5 separate regions of the Homo sapiens genome follow, and all the other regions are linked to region 4. Evidence: read pairs that join two places in POLR2A ChIA-PET (ENCODE). Cell type or tissue: CD4-positive, alpha-beta T cell. All regions are shown on one strand. Each heading gives the region's core, and the rest is flanking DNA. Links, peaks and the distances in the headings are about the cores only. Region 1 overlaps RIPOR2 (RHO family interacting cell polarization regulator 2). Region 2 overlaps LOC102724765 (a long non-coding RNA gene). Region 3 overlaps RIPOR2 (RHO family interacting cell polarization regulator 2). Region 4 overlaps RIPOR2 (RHO family interacting cell polarization regulator 2). Region 5 overlaps LOC102724765 (a long non-coding RNA gene).

The links. ChIA-PET counts read pairs that join two places held together with the same protein. Peaks named below come from ENCODE experiments on the same cell type or tissue, not always from the same donor. Only the 100,000 strongest peaks of a DNase experiment are listed, where the experiment ranks them.
Region 1: POLR2A ChIA-PET joins it to region 4 with 11 read pairs; 12 of 35 experiments call an interaction of 5 or more read pairs at or near these places.
Region 2: POLR2A ChIA-PET joins it to region 4 with 20 read pairs; 15 of 35 experiments call an interaction of 5 or more read pairs at or near these places.
Region 3: POLR2A ChIA-PET joins it to region 4 with 19 read pairs; 12 of 35 experiments call an interaction of 5 or more read pairs at or near these places.
Region 5: POLR2A ChIA-PET joins it to region 4 with 19 read pairs; 15 of 35 experiments call an interaction of 5 or more read pairs at or near these places.

The regions. Positions count from the first base shown.
Region 1 is chr6:24,917,275-24,921,652 of GRCh38, forward strand. All of the region lies in intron 1 of RIPOR2 (RHO family interacting cell polarization regulator 2), which reads right to left. Among named protein-coding and RNA genes, the nearest start is that of RIPOR2, 16 kb to the right of the region's middle. RefSeq lists an enhancer at 635-1,134. In CD4-positive, alpha-beta T cell, for the core only: no CTCF peak of the experiment used is centred there; no DNase peak of the experiment used is centred there; H3K4me3 peaks cover 1,934 bases; H3K27ac peaks cover 1,806 bases.
Region 2 is chr6:25,012,552-25,017,343 of GRCh38, forward strand. It overlaps LOC102724765 (a long non-coding RNA gene), which reads right to left. Exons shown (of 2, transcript NR_187803.1): 2 at 2,401-3,032. It also overlaps a transcript of RIPOR2 not described here. Among named protein-coding and RNA genes, the nearest start is that of RIPOR2, 79 kb to the left of the region's middle. In CD4-positive, alpha-beta T cell, for the core only: no CTCF peak of the experiment used is centred there; DNase peaks (open chromatin) are centred at 880 and 2,840; H3K27ac peaks cover 1,398 bases.
Region 3 is chr6:24,908,594-24,913,385 of GRCh38, forward strand. All of the region lies in intron 1 of RIPOR2 (RHO family interacting cell polarization regulator 2), which reads right to left. Among named protein-coding and RNA genes, the nearest start is that of RIPOR2, 25 kb to the right of the region's middle. In CD4-positive, alpha-beta T cell, for the core only: a CTCF peak has its summit at 1,863; DNase peaks (open chromatin) are centred at 1,428, 2,208, 2,598, 2,918 and 1 weaker place; H3K4me3 peaks cover 3,878 bases; H3K27ac peaks cover 3,766 bases.
Region 4 is chr6:24,854,072-24,858,863 of GRCh38, forward strand. All of the region lies in intron 8 of RIPOR2 (RHO family interacting cell polarization regulator 2), which reads right to left. Among named protein-coding and RNA genes, the nearest start is that of ARMH2, 58 kb to the left of the region's middle. RefSeq lists an enhancer at 1,930-2,224. In CD4-positive, alpha-beta T cell, for the core only: CTCF peaks have their summits at 2,122 (motif pointing right) and 2,322; DNase peaks (open chromatin) are centred at 2,120 and 4,310; H3K27ac peaks cover 1,851 bases.
Region 5 is chr6:25,024,881-25,029,672 of GRCh38, forward strand. The region is part of intron 1 of LOC102724765 (a long non-coding RNA gene); the gene reads right to left. It also overlaps a transcript of RIPOR2 not described here. Among named protein-coding and RNA genes, the nearest start is that of RIPOR2, 91 kb to the left of the region's middle. RefSeq lists an enhancer at 2,572-2,811. In CD4-positive, alpha-beta T cell, for the core only: CTCF peaks have their summits at 2,469 and 2,712; DNase peaks (open chromatin) are centred at 2,041 and 2,521; H3K4me3 peaks cover 1,158 bases; H3K27ac peaks cover 2,694 bases.

The DNA.
Region 1 (4,378 bases), core at 1-4,000, 63 kb after region 4:
AGTCTTTAGTTCACATTTTGAGAATCAGTGATCTAGATGGACAAAAATGTTGGCAAAATGTTAACTTTACAAATTCGTATAGTTCTAAACGCCATAGGCTGAAAGTAAATGGCATACATTTAATCAATATGTATTATTGCACAAAGGTATTAAAATAAGTATAACATGATTCAAAGCAGTTGTAGAAGTGATTGGAAAGTATCAATATCTACGTGTAAGCACAATGCTAAGTACTTGATATGTAGTAGGCTTTTTTTTCTTTCTTTTTTTCTTGAGACGGAGTCTTGCTCTGTCACCCAGGCTGGAGTGCAATGGCGCGATCTTGCCTCACTGCAACCTCCGCCTCCCGGGTTCAAGTGATTCTCCTGCCTCAGCCTCCCGTGTAGCTGGGATTACAGGCGCGTACCACCAGGCCTGGCTAATGTTTTGTATTTTTAGTAGAGACGAGGTTTCAACATGTTGGCCAGGCTGGTCTCGAACCCCTGACCTTGTGTTCTGCCCGCATCAGCCTCCCAAAGTGCTGGGATTATAGGCGTGAGCCACCACGCCCAGCTGTAGTAGGCTTTTTTAAAGGTTCTAAGTTGACTTTCACTTCACAATATCTTTCCTTTTTCTCTCATGATCAGGGGAAACATTAAAAAAAGAGACGTATCTGTAAAGGTCTTCCAAGGTGATTTATTTATTCTGTGTCCCTGGGTCTGATGCAGTCCCTGGTTTGCAGGTTATCCCATGTTGCCCCTTTCTGTCCATCTCCATCTTCTGTCTCCTGGAGGGCTCACCTGTAGGGACCACGTCAGTGGCCGCCCTGTGATGTCCAGGTGGGTCTAGCCAATGGGGATCCCCAACAGGAGATGAAAGTGAGGTGGGAATATGCATTCCCTGGCTCCTCCCTATGAGGTCACCTTGGGCCCCAGTATCCCCTGCATCCCCATCCCCCTTGTAACTCGTCTCATTGTAAATAAGCTTCCTTGAATTATTCTAACATGAGGGAGCCGTCAGCTTCCTGACATTGGCTTGATTGATAATCATTAATCATTACCTATTATTGAAAAATTTAAAGTATCTGCTTTTATCCAGTCATTCATATTTTAAAAATATTTCTTCTTCAGGTAGCTCCTTTAATTTAATTTAATTTTCATTTCTCTTTCCATTGTAGGCCAGTGATGTTATTGCATGTAATCCTGTTTAATTCTTTTCCAACTCCCTGCCCCCACCTATGCAAAGATCTTCCCAAAGTTTAGTTCCTCCCTAATTCATAAAGTTGGGACCATTAACTTCAGGAGCTACTTTTAGGAGGAATTACAGGCCCAGAAGCCCTATTGCTTAAAACTTTGTCACTGACTGTTAAACTTCAAAATCTTCATGGACATTATTTTGGAGCCTGATTTATATCTGGAACTGAGGTCTCAGTAAGGTTAAATGAGCTGTCACTACTACTCAGGCAAAGCTAGAGAAAGCTCTAGAGTCTCAAGGTAGCTTAAAACACAAGGGAACACACACCGAAGCCATAACTGAGGCTCCTCCTGGCTGTGCTCTATTCCTTTCTCTCATACTCCTGCTCCTAGGCTCTGAATCCAGCTGCATGCTAAAAAGGCCTGTGCCTCCTCTGTAAACCTGGAAACCATTAGATACCCTAGCTAGCTCCAGGGTCTAATGCCTCTTTCCTTCCTAAGTCACTCTTTCACAGCCTGCACCTCCCCCAACTAACACACATTTTATGCAAAATCAGGATACTGGATACAAGATTCATCCCCATGGGCCCAGCACAGTTTCACTTTGCAGAGGTGAAAGTGGAAATCCAACTCCTGCAGCACAGCTTGCTCAACCCACAAAGCCTTCTTTGGTAGCAGGAACCTGGCCCCACTGCCCCTCTTTCCTTCTCTGCTCACATAGAATCCACATCCCTGGCAGCTTTGGAGAGGAGCTGTGACAACAGGATAGAGTGCTGTCATCCTCCATAATTAGCCAGGCTAGCAAGACTGCTGTAATATCACTACGTTGACAGTGCTCTTGCACCTAATAAATTATTCACGCCACCGAAGTGTAATCGCTGTCACATTCAAAATAGGTCATTCATGCTAAGGCTGCTGGAGATGAAAATTTCACAGCAATGGTAACAAATCCAAGAGCTTTGGTTTAAGCAAATCTCCAAAGAAAGTGGCTTCTCCAAGCAATCCCATATTAAATATCTTTTATGGAATCCCGGCTATGTTTTCATTAGCAGCAGCAAGAAGAGACTGAAACAGCTGTCTGCTGGCAGGAGTGAGAGTTGGGGGATGGAAGGCTGTATTTCAGCCTCTTCCTTTCCTGACCCTCCCCCAAAAAGCCTCAAGGGGCTGCTTGAGGAAGATAAATGTGAACACCTGCTCTCGTTTGTTCTCTGCACACAAGACGATGGCTAAGTCACAATGAGGATAAGCCCTGTACATCTAGAAGAGCAAACGTACACAGGCCTCTCTGAGAAGTGCCTCTCAGCTGTGGGGTTTGCATTCACAGAGGAATTCAAGTTCAACAGCTGTAGGCCGTGTGCCCCTGCATTTCATATCCTAATTCACACACGTTTGAGCCTCTTCACCACTGAGAATACACTCGCCCTCTTGTCGGCAGTAGATACTATTCGACTCAAGTGCCTGGTGGAATACAAATATTGGACTGGTGATTTCGGTGTTTGGAGAGTTATTGGTGTTGTTACTATGTTATTTTAATGGTTTTTGAGGACTGTCTTACAGAAGGAAGAACAATTATTCCCCAGAATTAGAATAAAGAGAAGTGATTGAAGATATAACCTGTGGGATTTGAGTTAAAATAAAAGCAAATGTGGTGCCTACTAGCTATTGACTGTTAAATGGATGTGTGACTGATGGAGACAGATAAATCTCCTTTGGAGGGAAAAAGGGAGGGAGCTGAGCACTGGGGCTGATTGCTTGCCAGCCTTCTGTTAGGAACATAGACCAAACACCTCTTTAGGTCTCTTCCAGCTGAAATTCTATGAATGTATGGCCTTGGAGCAAAAGGGCAAGAAATGCAAGCATGTGAACTTGGTATGCATAGCACCAAATGCAGGAGAGCATGTGAAGATAAAGCATTCCCTGATGCATTCCCACAATTATCATGTTTACAGAACACTGCTTCCCAGGACATTAAGCTCTCAACTTCAAATATTCACCTCCAAGAAGCCAGCCCTTTCCCTCTGATCTTTCCTTAAATTGCCCTTTAGTGTTCTGAACAGTTTGCATTGTATTACTGAACTCATGGTCTTATGGAACACACCATATAGGTTATATAGCCCAATCCCTATAAGCTAGAGATAAATCTATGAATAATTTTCTATTATGTATATGCTGCTTTATAGGCAACATTTCAACAACTATTTCCTGAATGTTCGCTATTCTGAGTACTTAGAATGGGACTTCATGAAGTCATCCACAATTTATATGTATACTATAAACTTAACTGTCCAAAACTGGACTCCTGATTCCGCATCACAGCAATACCCTTCCTCACCTTAAGTCTACTCCTCCAGCAGCAGTCTTCATTTCAGTAAAGAGCAATGTTATCCTTCCAGATGCTTAGGCCAAAGCCCTGGAATCATCCTTGACCACTTTTTCCCATACCCCCAGTATTCAGCCAGTATCAGGCCAGGTAAGGATCCCATGAGCTCTTCTGGAATATGTCAGTAGTCTCCTAACCTACCTTTTCCCCTATTCCCCCATCTTTCTTTCCAAGACAACAGTCAGAATGATCCTTTTGTAAGGTAAATCAGATTGCATTACTTTGCTCAACACTGGCCAATGGCTCCCCATCTCATAGAGTAAAAACTCAAATCCTTACAGTAACCTATAAGGCTTTACAGGAGCTGAACTCCCCAAAACCTCTTAGATCTCTCTCTCTCTCTTTTTTTTTGAGGAGACAGAGTCTTGCTCTGTCACCCAGGCTGGAGTGCAGTGGCATGATCTCGGCTCACTGCAGCCTCTGCCTCCTGAGCACAAGCAGTTCTCCTGTCTCAGCCTCCTGAGTAGCTGGGACTATAGGCACGTGCCACCACACCCAGCTATTTTTTTTTTTTTTTAGTAGAGACGCTGTTTCACTATGTTGGCCAGGCCGGTCTCAAATACCTGATCTCAAGTGATCCTCCAACCTTGGTCTTCCAAAGTGCTAGCATTACAGGCGTGAGCCACCATGCCCAGCCTTAGATCTTCTACCATTCTCTGCCTTGCTCACATTGGTTTCCTTACTATTCCTGGAACACTCTCCCCAGACCTCCATATGTTCAGACCTTGACTTCAAACCTCTGGGCATTTGTCAGTAAAGTCTTCCCTGACCACCATGTCCTATTCTGCCCACCCTGCACTTAATTTTTTCCCATAACACTTATCGC
Region 2 (4,792 bases), core at 342-4,341, 160 kb after region 4:
TGAAAGTACTGATGCATGCTACAAAATAAATTAGCTTTAAAAACATTATGCTAATTGAAACAAATCAGACACAAAATGTTACTTATGATCAGATGATCCTATTTATATAAAATATCCAAAATATACAAATCCATAGAGATAGAGAGTAGATTAGTGCTTGCCTATGGCTGGGGGAAGGGGAGATTGGAATGAGGAGTGCCTGCTAATGGGGACCGGGTTTCCTTTTGCAGTGGTGAAAACATTTTGCAATTAGATAGTGATGATGGCTGCTCAACTTGGCAAATATGCTAAAAACCACTGTATGTTTTGAAAGGTCAAATTTTATGGTATATGAATCACATCTCAACAAAGTTGTTTTAAAAAAAAACAGATTGCACAATCCCTGCCTCCATACGGAGGGGATGGGGGGCCAGGATCACTAGTTATTCTCTTATCAGAGAGTGGTCTGATTAAATAGCACTCCATCTCTGGGTTTTTTTTTTTTTCCTTTTTCTTCCAGAGAGGTGAGCATCTGCAGAATGCTGTCTGGCACACTGTGTTCATTAGAATAAGCAAAAATAGCATCCCACCTACTGAACAGCTGTCATTGATGTTCAGATTGCTGTTTTGCTTTTTTCTTTTCTTTGTTTTTAAAACATCATTAAATAAGCATGGATCTCCCCAAAGAAGCTCTAACGTTTGATTGGATAATTCTCAGGATGTATTTTCTGAAAGGTCAGTGATTTTTTTTTTCTTTCAGAACAGTGATTCTTCAGTGGTGGTCTGAAGACCACGGGTGTTCCTTGAGGAGCCAGTAAGTCAAGCATCTGCAACTCCCCTGTGCACAGTGTAGGGCAGGGGGAATGAATGAGGCTATAGCGGGGTGTGGACTGTGGTATACTGGGAGGGCAGCACCTACTCTGCCTGAAGGGGGAGCACCTGCTTTGCCTGAAGGGGCGGCCCCTTGAGCATCAGGGGACTGTAGGGAGGTGAGCCCACCTTCATCAGCTCTGCCAGTTTTACAAATAGACACTGAACACCTGAATTTTTTTTCATGCAAAATCTTTATGTTTTAAATGCTGACAACCAAACTTAACGGAAATGTAAATCATATTTGTGGGCCAAACAAAACATCTGTGGGCTGATATACTACAAGTTTGTGACCTGGGCCTATAGGGGTTCTCTGCACTGGCTCTTTTGTATAATTAATATCAAATTTTCAAATCAGAAAGTGAGTGTTGAAATGGTGCTTGGAGTTCCTGTAGTTCAGTCTCCCACTCCATGTAAAAAAGTCCTTTCTACAATAGGCACACTGAATTTAAGGAAGCTAATAATTCAAGCCAGACACTTGCACTTTCTTCGTTGCCTTTTTATTTTAAAAGATTATGGAGTGAGGAGTTAGGTAAAGAGATGGAGGTAGAGGGAAGTTTTGGGAAGCAGGCCAAAAATTTAGGACTGGAAGTGGCTTCAATGTTGATTTTGGGTTTTTGGATGATTCTCTCTTACGGTTACCCCTCGTATTTTTCAACCCTAATTTATCAAAATGCATCAGCAAGGTTGGGGCTTAGGTTTTCCAGAATTCCCAGAGGGAAACAGAATTTTAGGCCTGGAGCAGACCTTAGAATTAATGTTGTCAAATTTTCTTATTTTACAGATGAGGGAACTGAAATCCGTGAGCTTTAAACCGCTTGCTTGAAGACACGGCTGACATTTGTGGCTGAATCCTAATGTAGTTAATTTTCCTTTCAATGGGTCAACTTGCAACTGGTAAGTAGGATCCAAACAAAACTACAATCACCTTGAAATATCCTGTAGCCTTTTCTACCTCACATCTCAATAGCTCTCACTTTTTGAGAGACACAAAGATTTCTTTTTAAAGAAGCAGCTGGTATTTATTTGACTTCATGAGCTACCTTATCGAAATAATGAGATAACTAATAGAAGCTATTTCGAAATAGAGCCAACTAAAGATTGCACATGATTCTGGAAACAGGGTTGGCATGAACCACAGATAATCCCCACAAGTCATTTCACTAGTTCCCATTGTCCTAATAAAAGCCTTTGGAGGGGTGCTAATAAGTGTCAAATTAAACAATGTGTGTTTCATTTCCTCTATTTGCCCTCTGAAAGAGATGCTGGCAAAATGGCAGATACAGCAGTAGTGGGAAGGACAAGGAGGAGAAATGAAGGCACCAAAGAGCTCCAAAATTTAGACAGTCCATCCCTAAATGATCGAAAGTTGTGTGTAACATGGCACAAATTATTATGAGTTGAAATTTTTTGGTCACTAGGGACAAGGACACAAAACAGAGCCCACGAGTGTGTGAGAAGGGCCCGAGGGATCATTCAGTTTGTTTGCATTGTTGGGTTTTGTTTTTCTCTTGGTATGGCACCTACACACAAATTTGACGAGCCAAAATATGAATAAGAACATAGGCAGTCACAGTGACCTTTTATTAAATGCAGAGACAGTTATGTGTCACATGAAACATCAACAAAAGCCCAGTTCTGGTAGCCAGCAAGATTTTTTTGCCACATTTATACTTGGTCCTCTTTAATTATACAGAGTTGCCCCCAGAGTACTGAAATGATAGACTAGAACACGATGACTTCAGCAGGGGATCAGAGCTTTAGAGCTTCATCATTCATGTGAGCCAAGTGCGAAATTTCAGCCTGTCTCTCCTCTAAATGCAGTTAGGAGTCTTCGAAACCTTTTGTGTGAATCCAGGAGGGAAAATTGTCTGGCAAAGTCTGATAAGCATCGTGTCAAGAGCACATTTGTACTCTGGTAAGAAGCCCAGGCCAATTGCTGCTGGGTTGTCATGGCAACAGAAATACACACCATTTACACATCAGCTTCTGAAATGAGCACAAAATAACAAAACCTTTTCGACAGGATGGGAGGTGAAGGGAAGAGCAGCATCATCTGTGCAGCCTGGTGAAACGGTGTTTACGACAGTCTACACGGCACTACTGGGTATGCTGTCTCCTTGGATTGTGTCATATTTTTAACCCAGTGGGAAATTCATAGGATCCTCTTGACTCTGTAAAAACTGTGGGACAATTCAGTCACTTTTACCAAATCCTCATTTCCTTTTCAAACCCTGTTTACTAACTGATGCCAAATAGTATTATAGTAATTGGGAAATAAAGGAAGTCCCTCTCCTGCTTATTCCTTCCAAAGTACATTTCTTTACCTTTTCATGGAGGTTTGGTAGGATACTTACATATTGTAGAGGGAGGTGGAGAAAATACTCATATATTGTAGAGGGAGGTGGAGAAGGAGGAGGAGGTCTTTCATGGACCTACAGAAAATGAAGTTAATCATGGTTGGAAAGCCTCCCCTTAAAAACGCAGGTTTTTTGGTTTTTTTTTTTTTTTTTTTTTTTTTTTTAAGGAGTCTTACTCTGTCACCTAGGCTGGAGTGCAATGGCATGATCTCGGCTCACTGCAACCTCCACCTCCTGGGTTCAAGCCATTCTCCTGCCTCAGCTTCCGGAGTAGCTGGGACTACAGGCAGGCGCCATCATGCCTAGCTAATTTTTTTGTATTTTTAGTAGACACGGGGGTTTCACTATGTTGGCCAGGCTGGTCTCGAACTCCTGACCTTAGGTGATTCACCCGCCTCGGGCTCCCAAAGTGCTGGGATTAAGGCATAAGCCACCACTCCCCGTCCTAAAAATGCAGTTCTAAAAATGAATAAAAAATAACAATTCATTCCAGTAGTTCCTGAGGCCCAGGGCATCAACAAGAGATCAGAACTATATGGAATAAGCCCACAATGTTGAAAAATTTAGGCTGAATGGAAGCTGGATCCCTGAAGCTAATCTCAGCGATTTAAAGTAGAGAATAAGGATGGAATGCATCCCCTCCATTAGTCTTGAAGTGAAACCACAGGAACTCTATTCATGAGAAGTAAAATTAGCTGTATGTTCAGTTTTCATGACATTTGTTACTGCACTTAAGCATTCCACAGCATGACTTAATTGCTGCTGAAACACCTAAGAGGAAAGAGAAGGAAGGAAAATGAAATGTTTGATCTTTGAATGACAAAATAGTCACGAATCTGGGAACATTAAGTAACTAGAGATGGAGTTAGCGTCACAAGCAACACACAACAAAAGTCTTGTGTCTGGCGATAATAAAGTTCCCTTAACTGATTCATCACTTCTTCCCTTGCTATAATTATGAACATTCTTCAAAAAAGTTCTGACATTAAAATTTCAAACTCTTGTTACTTCTGCTTTTCTATCTCATAATTAGAAAAATTTATTAATTCCAATTTTAGTTCTGGGTTTCTAAAAATTTCCAGGAATAAAACCTAGGGAGAAAGATCCTCTCATTGTATATATCTTCTAGGGGATTCACATTCTGGGTGCTTCACTTAGACATGGTAAGTTGATAACATAGGGAAACAAAAGATCTAAAGAAAGTAGCCAGCCTCTCCCAGAGATTGCAAACCAGCATGCAGCCAGCTGGCAGACACTTTGTGGGGAGGTAGGGACTGGAACAGTGTTAAAAGAAGTGGCACCGGCACGGTGGCTCACGCCTGTAATCCCAGCACTTTGGGAGGCTGAGACGGGTGGATCACCTGAGGTCAGGAGTTCAAGACCAGCCTGGCCAACATGGTGAAACCCCATCTCTACTAAAAATACAAAAATTAGCCAGGTAATCCCCGTTACTTGGGAGGCTGAGGCACGAAAATCACTTGAACCCAGGAGGCAAAGGTTGCACTGAACTGAGATTGCGCCACTGCACTCCAGCCTGGGTGACAGACTCTGTCTCAAAAGAAAAATGGCATAAATGCCATTTA
Region 3 (4,792 bases), core at 306-4,305, 54 kb after region 4:
ATGTTTCCACTTTAGTGACCTCAGATTTAGGGAAGGACATTTGGCAGTGATTAGCAGGGCCCCAGGTCAATGGGTATGAATACTAAAGAGAAGAATTTTTATGAGAGTTTAGCTAACAAGATCCACAGATATAAATATCTCCCTCCACCCGCCCCCAGCCTCCTTGGCTTCTCCAGGTCAACCTTGGGTGGGTCCCTTCTCTGCTGGAAATAACTTCACTTTGCAGTTAACAAAAGGAAGGAGAGCCATTTCTGGAATTGTGTTTGTGTAATCAGAATTCTATGCAACTCCCTAGCGCATGCTTTCGGTTTTCTTTCTCTGTAGCTTGGTATTTCTTTTTATTTATACTGAGGATAAAATATTCAAAGCGAAATCTCACATTAGAGTGTCAGAGGAAGAGAGAAGCAACAGCAATTGGGGGGTCCTTTGGAAAAGCAACATATGCAGTATGTTTTTGCTAAACAGATTCTCCAATGTTCAAGTTTTCAGATGTTTGGATGCAGTAAATTTTTGGACAGGCAGATGCATTATCTTCCTGGGGGAAAGGACACAATTTGACACTATTGCAACTGAAGGGGAAGCTAGCACAGAAAGCTAATCCTGAGTGCTGGGAGATGGGGGCTTCAGATAGGGGAGTTCCTCAAGCTGCTGTTACCCTAAGTTGGTACATCCCTGCAGTTTGTTCCTACAGAAGGATAACTACTGATGCTTCCTAATTAACCACTGGAGAATAGCCATGATGGTGCTGGTTCTCGGAGAGTTCGTGGCTGACATCCCCTGCTTGTGACAGCAGCTAAAATACAATTTGAGGAAAGTAGATGGTGTGAGTGGGCAAGCTCAGAGGCTGGTCCAAAATGGCTGGAGGAGCAAGGGGAAGAGGGGAATTGAGTGAGTGGGAATACCCGGGTAGGGGAGGGAAGGAGGTGGGTACACTCTCAGAGCAAGACAGACCCGATAGAAAACAAAAGGGAAGAAATGATTGTGTGTCAGCTAACAATCGAGCAGACGCTCACACAGGATGCCCAGTCCCATAGAGATGGCCAAGTACAATTTCTTCAGAATGGGGGCAGTGATTAGTCACAATCCTAGACCTTCTACCAAGCGTGTGGACGTAAGAGGGTAGGAAGTGGGGAGCAGGGAGGAAACAGCCCCAACATATATTTTATCATAACTGTTTTCCCAGATTAAAAGCTTGAACATTTTTCCTCAGTCACTCAAGCAACATGTAGGTATCTCCAAGACAGGGACCTACGAGCCTACCAATCTCACTCTGCGCCACCCCCATCCCAGCAGAATCAGCCCGGTTCTCCTGCTTTTCCACTTGCTCTCTCGCTCTCCAGGGAGCTGTCACTTCTCACAGCGCCTCTGCCACCTTAGCACCTGATGACTTCTGCTTATCTAATTTCAAAATGCACCTACTCCCTTCGAACGTGAGGGGTCTCTATCTGCTGCCCACTGCCCTGTAAGAGGGAGCTAGAAGGTTATCGTCTCGGGCAAGAGAGCTGCACATGCTCCGCTTGACCAGCCCCCTCCCATGCCACGGACTCCTGCTAGGGTGCTCCTGTCCTCAGGTGCATCCCCTCCCCCCATCTTTCCAGACACAGATCGGCATCAAAGCAACACATTTTTTCCTTTCTTGCCCCTCTTCCCAATTCTCATCCTCCCATTCCACCTGGCCAATTTGGAATTCAGACACGGTGAGGAACGAGCTGGTTCATAGTCCAGCTCAAACGGGCAGCCCGGGGGCAAATGAAGACCCTTGAGACTGCCATCCCAGCCCTGAGCTGGATTCCCCATAGGCTCTGCGAGTGCCGAAGTCGTTCCGTGCCAGGGGGCCACCCAGGACTCCCATCTGGGGGCGCTCGCACACACACCCCTCCCTGACTCCCGGGGCCCGGCGCTTCCTCGCCCCAGAAATGTCCCAACCCCGGGCAATGCTGTGGGCCCCTCTAACCTTGGCCCGTTCCTCCACTCCCCAGGGCATCCTTCAGTTCTGCTTGCAAAAAGTGCGCGTGCCCCTTTCGCTCAGCAACTTCCCGACCGTACCCTGTGGGCTTCAGATGCCCGAACCCACCAGGGTGGTGGAAGCTGAGGACGCTCCAGTTTCAACGGCTGCTTAGCATTCAACGCTCATTCAAGTCGAGGACACCCCTCCCCACACAGACCTCACCGCGTTGTACGCAAAATCAGAAGCAAAAAAGGAGAAATGAAAAGGTGAACCTACCTAACGACGACGGCTCCTTGTCATGTCAGGGGCACACTCAGGGTTCTCTGGCATATAAAAGCCTCCGCACCAATGCAATGCCCGGAGCTGCCCGCACCTCCGGCTTTGCAGACAGCCTGAGCTGGCTCACTTGGGTGAAGGGGACCCCGGGAGGAAGTCGGGTGGACGCGAGCTGTCCCCAGCGCCGGCTGCCCTGCCGCGTCCGCTCGCAGCAGCTGCGGCGCGCGGGGTGAAGTTGCGGGGCTGGCGGGCGCGAGGGTGGCGGAGCGCGGAGCTAGAGCGGCGGAGCGGGCGGAGGGGCGGGAGCCGTGAGGAGGGGGAGGCGCGGCGCGGGGGCCGGCGGCGTCACTTGTGCTGGGAGGGGAGGGCGGGTGGAGACAGCTGCTTGACAGCTACTTCAGCCCAACTCCAGGAGGCTGCGCTTCGGTGCCTGCTTCCAGCTGATCGCCGGCACGCCAGGCTCCTTTGCAAGAGCTGGCGCGGCAGCTTTGGAGTGACCCGTGGAATCGCGCCGGGGAGCGAGCCCGGTGGATCCAGCGCGCTGGAGGGAGAGGGCAGAGGAAAGGAGCCGAGGCAAGGAAAGGCCCTTTCAGCTAACCTTTTGGGATCTTTCATACAAGCTGGGCTGTGCATTGAAAAAAATGAGGCGGTGGTGTATGGGGTGGGGGCGGTGTGAGGGTGAGGTTGGCTGCCCACGGCAAGGGTTGTGCTGGAAAGCCCCGCTGAAGAGGGCTGCTTTGTAGGGCACTCTCTCTACCGGGGCTGCTTTGGACACAGCTCTCATAAAGATGGCAGAAAGAGAATTGTTTTTTATTTTGTTCTGGTGGATTTGAATGATAAAGGTTTCCTGTGGGGAAAGCATGGGTCTGCCTGATAGACAGACATTCCCAAAAAAGGGCCTTTTGGAGTGGAAACTGTATGGAACTGGGAGTCGACAAGGACCCAGGGAAAAGGTCCTGACTCAGTCTCCATCCTTACATAGGGATTCCCTGCTATGCCTCAGTCTCCTCATCTGTTAAGTGATCATAATGAATAAATTGTGTATTTAGAATATGTTAACTAGAATAGTACCACAAGACACATCCACTCCCTCCCACACCACTTGAGATTCAGTCACCTTGTGAAAGGATCAGTAATAATCAGTGAGCTGAGACATTAGCCGAAAGGGAACATCCTAGGAGACATGTCAACATGGGAAACACCCACATCCAGTCGTGGTCTGGGCACTGCATCCTCGGGCTGGAATACAAGCAGCCAGAACCATCGCCTGATAAACTGTGTCATAACTCACCTAGGAATACAACAGAAAGGGCAAAATCGGCTTGATCCCCAGAAAGAACGCCCAAGAGCATGCCTTTACTAGACTGTGAGTTCATAGGGCAGGGACCATCTCTGTCTGATATAAGCTGTCCCCAGCACAGAGCAGGCACTCCATAGCTACATATTGAATGAAAGATGGATCACCCAGTCATTCTGAAGCACCCCTTCACTCTTACATTGATCCTTTTATTTCCCTTGCCAACCCCACCCTGCAACTTATCTGCAACCACATAGCTTTTGCTCATTTCCAAATGGCCACATCTATTCATTAGGATCCAGTTTAAATACCTTAATCTGCATCCATTTTTCCAAGATCCCTTGCCCCCCCCCTTTTTTTTTTGCCCTTTCATTTCAGAGCTTTTATAGCACCTTAGTTTACTCTCCAGATGCCTACACCTTCCACCTTGTATCATGACTATTTGTGTAGAGATGGATGGTTCCAAACATTTCTCTATTTACTGGAGTCTGGAGAAAGAGACCTGGAAAGAAGTACAAATATGCAGTAGAAGTTTGGGGAGAACTGAGTAAAGCGCTACTACGGATTAGCACAGTACTAATGGTCTCATAGGACGAATCTGGAGGGAGAAGGGCCTGACATCCACCCTGGAGAGAAGCCAACTGTATTTCCCCACCTTCCCACTCCCATCACCTTCCTGACTCAGGAATGGCACTGTTGTAAGTGACATATAACCTTTTATGAGAGGGAGGAGGAAGAGGATGAAAAGAGAGATGAGGCAGATGATGTTAGGTACTTTATAGATATTATCCCACTGAAGCCTGTCATCTCTTTCCCATAGCTGCCTCCACTTAAAAGATAAGACTACTGATACTCTGAGAAGATGAACAAGTAACTTCCTGATGATCACAAAGATGAAGCTAGTGTTGAAAGTCAGATGTGATTCCAAATCAAGTGCTCTTTTTACTACAGCACATTCCACTCCCACCCCCAACTTACCCTATTGGGCTGAGGGGTATCTTGCTGAGGTTTGGGCATGACTGTGGGCATGACTTGAGTGTGTGTGTGTGTGTGTGTGTGTGTGTATGTGCACATACAGAGCAGAGACCAGAAAGAAGCATGGAGTGGCTCCCCAAGCTGCTGCCTTTAGAGATTCCATGAGGTTGCCCCACTCACCGCTGTGGATTTAGGACTGAAGCTCTAAACAGGAATGAAGAGGGCACAGTGGGCTGCATCTCCCCTTGAGGGAGCTTCCTTAGGAAGGGAGCAGAACGTGTGGAGTATGGAAGGTG
Region 4 (4,792 bases), core at 352-4,351:
TTACACCACTGCACTCCAGCCTGGGTAACAGAGTGAGACTATGTCTGAAAAAGAAAAAAAAAAAAAAAAGAAAGAAAACACACAGTAAATTGATATGCATCAGGGAGGCAAACAGCAGTGGAGAGACAGAAGGAGATCTTTGCTTTTTTCTGTATTTTTATGAGAATGTATTACTATATAATTAAAATGAAAAAAGAGAGACTATCTTATTTAATGTAGAATAGTTTCATGGAGGAAAGTAGCATTTGAATAACAGAGTTTCACCACAGTAAAATGAAGACATGGGTGTACAGATACTTCCAGGCTGAGTGAATGGCATGTGTGCATTCGACAATGTTTCTTGGATGTCTACTGTGTCAAGCATGAATAAACGTGTGGGGACGAAGGCATGCTAGTCACATGTGCATAGCAAATGAGGAAACTAATCTCATCAACAGAGGCTTGTCAGTGACCCAGCTTTACTTTAATCAGTTGTTTCTGGCTTTAGTCAGCTGTTGTTTTCCTGCCAATCACAAAGCAAAGCACTTTACATTCCTTGGGGCCTAAAGACTAAAAGTTTTATTGAAGGAACCAAAATAATTTCATAAAAATAGGTAAAAATCTTCATCCTTTAAAAATTTTTTGAAGGAAAAAAAATAAAGTTTTATGAGATTTCCAGTTAAGAATTCAGTACAGGCTGGACGTGGTGGCTCACACCTGTAATCCCAGCACTTTAGGAGGCTGAGGTGGGCAGATCACCTGAGGTCAGGAGTTCCAGGCCATCCTGGCCAACATGGTGAAACCCTATCTCTACTAAAAATACAAAATTAGCCGGGTGTGGTGTCGGGTACCTGTAATCCCAGCTACTCGGGAGGCTGAGGCAGGAGAATCGCTTGAACCTGGGAGGCGGGGGTTGCAGTGAGCCGAGATCATGCCACTGCACTTTAGCCTGGCAACAGTGAAACTCCGTCTCAAAAAAAAAAAAAAAAAAAAAAGGAAGGACACAAAACCTTACATAGAGTATAACCTCAGCCATATATAAATGGATCCCCAGGGAAAAAAGTCTAGAAAACCATACCAAACTGTTAAAAATAATTATCTCTGGTAGGGTAGAATTAAGGAGAAAATTAAATTTTTGTCAATAAGTGGTAATTTTTATTTGATTTATAAAAAGATGATATACTTATTTTGTAATACAGAAAAAAGATGTAAAAAAGATCACATACCTTGGCAGGGAGTGTGTATACACAGAAAAGTTGGTTGGATATTTTAATAATTTTAACAAAACTTAGCACTGGGTGGAATGATTATATATGACTTTATTTTTTTTTTGTTATATTTCTCAATGTTTTAAAAAAAGAAGTTACTACTTTCAAAGTGTTTAAATAGAGATTGAAGAAGACACGAACAATTCCTCCCTGTTTACCCAGTAATTTTTTAGAGGCACTCCGAGGAAATAATTTTGATGAGCTGGTCCAGAAACAGCTGTTAGTCCTAGGCTGTTCCCACACAAAGACATCCATATGACAAATGGGTCCCTTGGTACTTCAGCCTCCTTGAGTTGCTATTTATAACCTTTGTGCTCTGGGTTGCTTTTATATTTATTTAAACGTGATTTTACCCATATAAAGATGCTGTGGATGGTATCACACAATGTGTTTTGCCTTCTACAAATAGCCCTGTTAGTACGCTGGAGACTCTTGGCCAGGCATGGTGGCTCACACCTGTGATCCTGTGCTCTGGGAGGCCAAGGCAGTAGGATCACTTGAGCCCAGGAGTTTGAGACCAACCTGGGCAACACAGTGAGACCCTATCTCTACGAAAAATTTAAAAATTAGCCAGTCATGGTGGCGTGCGCCCGTGGTCCCAGTTACTCAGGAGGTTGAGGCAGGAGGATTGCTTGAGGTTAGGAGTTTCAGGCGGCCGTGAGCCACTGAACTCCAGCCTGTGTGACAGAGCGAGACCCTCGACTCAAAAAACAAAACAAAGCAAAAAACCCAGTAAGTTGAGAGTCTTAAATGAACGCTTCTACTTTCACCTGACTTATAAACGTTGCGTGGGTAAGCTGACAGCAAAAAAGGTCCCCGGATGCTTAAAAAAGAAGCATGTGCTGTTACCATCACTTGTCAGTAGGTGGCAGAAACTCACCAGCTCGTCCGTGCCTTCCTGCCCGTGGAGCCAGCACATTTAAAAACAGCTTTCAATAATAATTAGAACACAACAACCCACTTAAAAAGACTTACTGAAATAAGAGCAGAATTAAAGAAGCCTGCATTCTACTAATAATTTTCTGCAGCATTTAGTTAGTCTTTAAAAAAAATACTTCTGAAAGAAAGTATAATCGACTTGTTTTTGTAAATCCTAAACTGGACATGCTAATTCTAATAAAATCCAAAGTGCTCTTTAAAAACCTCTGCAAATTGGTCAGGCACGGTGGCTCACACCTGTAATCCCAGTACTTTGGGAGGCCGAGGTGGGCGGATCACCTGAGGTCAGGAGTTCGTGACCAGCCTGGCTAACATGGAGAAACTCTGTCTCTACTAAAAATACAAAAATTAGCCGGGTGCGATGGTGGGCATCTGTAATCCCAGCTACTCCGGAGGCTGAGGCATGAGAATCGCTTGAACCCAGGAGGCGGAGGTTGCAGTGAACAGAGATAGTGCCACTGCACTGCAGCCTGGGTGACACAGCGAAACTCTGTCTCAAAAACAAAACAAAACCTCTGCAAATTAGTTCAGGATTAATCTATTGCCTGTTTATGTAATTACAATGGAAGACTGGTTGAAAAGAAACTGATCTGACATTGTTACTAGATAAAGGTGAATAAAGGGGAAATCCTTTGAAGGTGTTTTTCCCCCCCCTTTAAAATTACCAGAAATTTTATATCTGAAGAAAACAATGTGAGAAAGGTACTTGGTAGTGATGTTTTTTTCACTTCTCAGCCCATGTTACTAAGCAAAATTTCTTGGAACTGCTGTAGTGGCATCACTGATCCTCTGATTGTAGCAATAATGTAGCACAATGGCACTATCCAGGCACAAACAGCTTTTGTGCCGTGCTTCTTAAAGTTCTATCTGCTGTGTAAGCCACTGGTGGTACTGGCCACGGAATTAGCACTAACAGTGGGGCAATGACAGTTACAGTCTGTCTTTGAGGCCTGGCCAGGTTTCTTACAGGCTCTTGTCTGGGGGCCTGCTGGCATTTTCACAGTTGGAGAAAGCTGCAAGTGTTCTTGACAGTTTGTGATTACCAGTGCATGATCTAGAAAGCTTAATGAAAGCTTTCTAGCTTTCACTCAAAAAACCATCATGGGGGTTACCTCTGAGGATGCGCACTGGGGGCTTGCAGGGGTCATACCTTTGGATGTTTCACGGCGCTCACATATTACTGATCTAACACCTCCTCCACAGCCTCGTTTGGAGGGTGTTACAGCAGCTGCCTACTCTTGCCTGCCTTCCTTTGCTCAGACACCATTCTGCCAGAAGAACGCTCTACATCATTTTTCCCAGTTCTATGATGATCTTTCCTTCCAAGAGTCACACTTCCTACTTTAAGACAACCAAGTAGCTATACAGTCAGGAGCTCCTATTACAGGTGTTACTGATCTATTGACCAGGCATAAATAATGCAAGTTTACTAGCTCAATGGTGGTTCTTCCTTCTGAGGAAGGTTGACCTGCCCTGGAAACTGTAAGGACCAGGATATATGCACTGCCTGGAACTTAATTTGAACAAAGTAATAATTTGGAGAACTAGTTTGCTCTAAGGAACTACATCCCTTTACCTCCATCCTGTTTGATAGTTTGCAGATTAAGTGCTCTCCGTTTAGCCTGGCATTCATGGATTTTTATAGTCAGGACCCAACTAATTCTCCATAGCTCTTCTCCGAACAATCACGTCAGCCACACCGGTCTACTTGTCACCTCTGAACAGGCTTTCCTCTGTTTGGTGAATGCTATTCTGGTGCTGTTCACCATACATTACACTGGGATGCCTTCCTCTTTCCTGCTCCTCTCCCCAACTAGAGAGGTGAGTGGCAACCTTTTCCTCCTCTCCCCTCCTGCTTTTGCAGCAAACTGGGTCACACTGTTGTTCAGGTGGTCATTTGTTCCATTGAATGAGAATGCACAGCCTCATATGTCTGTTTTCTCTGGTAGACCATGTGGAACTCAAGGCCAGGGAGCAGTCATCAGAATGCAGTCAAGTGCCTGGCCAATAGCAGGCACTCAGTAAGTACTTGCTCTATTATCTTTAATGTCACTACCCCAAAAGGTTGTTTTCTAGTGTTGGGGTTGGGGCAAAAAGGGAAGTGAGGAAGGGTGTGGCACGAGGAAGTTAGTGGTTGCCAGGTCTGAGAGTATTGTGAAATAGTCTGTTTGTCAATATGTATGTTGGAAGTAGTTTTTACCAGAATGAGTAACAGATGAGAAAGCAGCTAATTGCAAAGACAATAGGATTTCTTGGCAGCATGAGGTTTCCCTTTCTCTTTATGGAGGAAGAGAAAGATTTCCATGGGGGTGTTTACCATTGAAAGCCTTCACAGATGTAGTTTCTGAGTTTGCCTGTTAGATGAGGAAAGTGGAGGAGACAGGAGTCTATCAATGAGGAAGGAGATTTAGTCTCAGGCCTGAGAAACCCCATGGAAGAAACCAAGCGTTCAGGTGGACTCTCAGGAACATCAGGCAGGAGAGCAAGAACAACAGAGAGAGGAGGAGATGGAGGAGCAGGAGCAACAGCAAGTTCATCAGTCCATCAGGGCTGCGATGTAGCGGGGTGGCCAGGTCCCCCAGTAGGTGGCAGGGACTCCAGCATCA
Region 5 (4,792 bases), core at 422-4,421, 170 kb after region 4:
ATGGGTTTTCTTTGATGACTTGGAAAGCTATTTTCTCTGTTTCTAGTTATTTATTGAAAATTGAAGTTGCCATCCTTTCAGCTCCACAACATTCTCTGAAGCCAAATTTGTGACTTCAGGTTGGATGTCGATGGGTGAGTAATCAGACATGTGGGGCCATGCCCAGTTTAACTTCAAATATTCACACTAAATGGAGGGAAGAAGAGTCAAGAAAAAAAGAGAGGACAGAGTTTGATATGTAGCGGTCTCTTTATTCATTTAATGGTAACAGGAAGCCCTCTCTGTCTCACGCCTGCTCCCACCCACAGGTCCTGGTGTACATGTGGGTGGTGGGAGTTCTAAAAATTTGATCTAAGATATAGTCAAGGGGGGAAAAAGGTAATTTAGAAGCTTCTATTTATTTAGCTTTAGGATTCTTCCACACAAATTCTAATAAGTGTCTGTGGTGTTACGGTTTCTGCTATTTGGAGATAGTACTTTGGATTTCTATAGAAACTCTCTGTTGAATAACAGTGCTCTGGAAGCCCAGAGCTAGGGGAATGCTGGGTGCGTGACGAGGCTTTTTTAGGGTTAGAAGTGTAAAAGCAATAGGACCTTTAAAAAAAAATGACAGTGACAGATAAAGAAGTTTACCCTCACCCCCTCCCAGCACTATTTGTGCCTTAAAAAGAGAAAAACAAAAGTTCTTTTTAATTTAAAGTGAATTTCTAAGGAGAAAAAAATTTAATTGTTTTTAGAATATAACTGATTAAAACGAAAACTGAATGTTGAACTTGAGAAAACCATACAAATTAAAGAAAATGCACATAAGGTTTAAAAGAAAAACTTCCTGTGATATGATGACTATGCATATTCAACACAACTTTGGAAAACATTGTTTTTTCACTTTAAGGAGCAATCTTTCCCTTCACTTAGTGCTCTAGTGAGCAATTGTTCAGGAAGAGTAAGAGGGTGGGTTTTCTTAGAGGTCAAGAATCAGAGCTGTAGGAGACTGAATTATGGGCTTGACTGGAAGACTGTGATACATTGATGAGCTTCTTCACGACTCCAAGGGATGATTTGTTTGTGCTTTGATACATGGTATTTCAAAACCAAATTGTACGTGTATTCACCAACAAAAGAAACTGAAGAAATTGCATGAGATTAAAAGTTACAAAGATTGTTGTTTTTTTTTTTTGTTTCTGAGTCACAAGCAAGTCATTTTTGAAAGCACTGTGCTCAGCAAGACAGGTTTATAAATGAATGCTACTCACAGGTGGAAACTAGAATGAACAAAACCACTAAAAGCTACATAAAAGGTTTCTTATTTTTCTGTACTGCATGATTAATTAGAGCCATTGGGTGAAAAAGAGAGGAAAATTGCTTCTCTTTGTTGTATTTAGCTGTTAGGTAGTTTTTATTAGATATTTATATAGGTATACCTTTTGTCACGTGTATAAATGAGAGCCAAGTTCATTATTTGAGGTCTCACTGATTGGGATTTATGATAAGTCACATAGAGATGGTTTTAAGTTTACCTCTGCTTAGCAAATGAAAAATAAAGGACTGCGAAGGGCGGATTGAAAAGATGAACCTTCTAAAGCATTTTGGAAGCTCAATATGCAAACAACCAAGACACTAATTAGAAATGCTTCCTGTTTATCCTTAAAGACAAGAAGCCTGAGAATTTCTAGAAGGCAATACTTTGTTACCCTGAGCAGCTGTACATTTTTCTTTTTCTGTATATTTTAAGAGAAAAGAGTTTTATGTGTACTTATAAAGAAATCATTTATATGAATTTCAGAATAAGAGTCCTGCAATTTCTTTGAATTTATGACCATTCATTGTCAAACGGAGATTACGGTGGTCTAAAATTCAAGACCATGACAACTTTAAAGGAGGTAAACAGAGGAAAATCTTGGGACATATGGCAGGAATGCCTCTGAAAGGAAGTTGGCAGGAGCTAAGAGGCTGAGGCCTGGGGGAAATAAATAATAACTCAAGTGCCCTCCAGTGGAGAGGAGGCTGAGAAGAGGCCACTCTGCCATGCTCCACAGGCCCTAGACCACTCCCGGGCTCCTCAGGTGTGAGTCTGTGCTGATTTGCTGACATCACCTCACAAGCCTCACAAGTCCTGACACAGCAAGGCCAAAAGAAACCACTCAGGCAAACGGCACATTCTGGGATCTACAAGTCTCCTATAAGTAGCTGTTCCAATTTCCAAATATTAAAACAAAAAAGCAAGCTCATTAAGAACTTGCTGATGCATTCTATTTTTAAAATAATAATAAAAAATAATTTAGGTGATACTGCATAGCTCACAAAATATTTCCACGTGCATTATCTTACTTAATGCAAACGACAATCGCGTAGGGGTGGATTCGATTCACCTAGCTTTGCTTACAAGACGGCCCAAGCATCGAGAAGCGAAGAAAAGCACTTAGCACACAGGACTGCACAGCCACCCAGCCCTCTGCGGGTTCCCAGGGGGAGGCGCTCGAGGGTGAAGTACAAACCCATCCCCAGGCTGCGAAAGAAAAGTCTACGAGCTGGCCTCTGTGGGAGGGTCAGGGCCCAGGGTATAAACATAGACATGCTGTGCAGCGGTTTCTGTTTCTTTCACGCACGGCACAGAAGGAAAAGCGTTTGGGGTTCAGCTCTGCCAGGAAATAAATACATAACCGGCCTCGTGGTGGCCATGCTGCAGGTGGCACACTCCGAGCAGGCCCCTTGGGGGATGAGAGGGGCATCTTCTGCTAAGCATGGGAACAGCCTTGGGCGCCCCCAGTGCTGGGGAGAAAGAGGGCCCCCCTCCCCTCGTGTGAGTCACCAAATCCCTGAGCGACTTAGGTGCTCCTGCCCCACCCTCTTCTCTACCTCAGCCCAGCCTCTCAAACACCTTGATCCGCAGACGCCCCCAGGTTGGTAAACCGACTGAACAAGAGGGAAGAGGCAAGTTCCGTGGGTCAGGGCATCACCGAACAGGAATCCCCGGAGACACGCCCAGGAGCCGAGGAGGGCAGAGGTGCTCCAGTCGGGCCGCTGAGCCATCCTTCTTGGCTGGGCTCTGAGAAGAAAGGGGAGTGGGCACTGTCCGCTGGAAGTGAGCTGGCTGCCTATGACCCCTAACAGCTCTAAGCCCGAGGGTTCTGCGTGTTCAGATTTCTTTCTGAGTGGCCCCTACCACCCTCGTCCTGCATAAAAAAGTATTCAGGGACTCAAGCTAGGCATTCTGTAGAGATTTGAACATTCGGTTAATTTTCCTTCACTGTATTCTCAGATACCTGGACATCTAGCACAGCGCAGGAAGATGCAGTTTCCAGTAGATTTCCAAATATCTCCTTAGCTGCCCTCAGACATCGCCAGCCCTTGTTCTGCCTCTAGGAGACTCCCAGAGCTGTGTGCATTTCAACCGGGCCCATGTTTTGAGATTTGGGGATAGGTGGTAGGGTGCATTTTCTGAATAGAGAGGGTGGCCACTGGAAGAACCATAAAATTAGGAGTTGATTGATTTGAGCTTGAGTCCTAGTTCCAGCAGTGAAAACCCGCTCTGGACTTGTACACATGTGTCTGAATGTTGGCTCTGTTCTGCCACACTGTGGCCTGTGACTTTTAATAAGTCCTTTAACTTCTCTGAGCCTCAGCCTCCTCATTTGCAAAATGGATACAATTACCAACCTCATAGGGTTGGACTGAGGATTAAGTGAAATAATGCCCAATAGGGGAGCTGGCACAATGCCTGATACTAATACTACCCCAAATAAATGACAGATGTACTGTCTTACTCCTTTCTCTCTGAGCTTCAGTTTCCACATAAGAAAAAAATTGGGGGGCAGGGATAGTACAGATCCTTCTAGCTCCTCAGGGTAGTTGTGAGTCTCCAATGAGATAATGCATGTGAAATCACTTCCACCACTAAGAATGTGAAGTTTTAATCAATTTTATCAGGTTGACACATTAGGGCCCTTCATCTGGTCCACACCAGGGTGGGAAAGTATGGGGAATAGTGGATCTGATTTGATGTGGGATGAGGTAAGGAAAGGCCCTGAGAATGGAGCTCTGTCTAGGACTGAGAGAAGGCACCATTGTTCAGTACAACTGGAGGCAGCAGAGTGCTGGGAGAGGGTGCCCTCAAAGAAATGACGAGGGCCGGGTATGGTGGCTCACGCCTGTAATCCTAGCAATTTGGGAGGCCGAGGCAGGTGGATCATGAATTCAAGAGATCGAGACCATCCTGGCCAACATGGTGAAACCCCGTCTCTACTAAAAACACAAAAAATTAGCCGGGCATGGTGGCGCGCATCTGTAGTCCCAAGTACTCGGGAGGCTGAGGCAAGAGAATGGCTTGAACTCGGGAGGTGGAGGTTGCAGTGAGCCGAGATCGCGACACTGCACTCCAGCCTGGCGACAGAGCAAGACTCCATCCCAGCTACTTGGGAGGCTAAGGCAGGAGAATGGCGTGAACCCGGGAGGCGGAGCTTGCTGCAGTGAGCCGAGATCGCGCCGCTGCACTCCAACCTGGACGACAGAGCGAGACTCCGTCTCAAAAAAGAAAAAAAAAAAAAAAAAAAAAAGAAGAAGAAGTAATGAAAAAAGGGGTGGATAGGAAACCAAGAACAAACTCTGGCCTGGACACAAAGGAATGTTCATGTATTGACTGTACCGAGAGAGTGAGTGGTCTGACTGATGCCTCACAGATGAGCAGGGGCAAGACCAGGAAGCAAGTCCCATACCCTGAGCTGGGACCCTCCGTGCCCCACATCACTTCTCAGATGACACAGAAATAGAGACAGCACTGGGAGTGAGGGCGAAG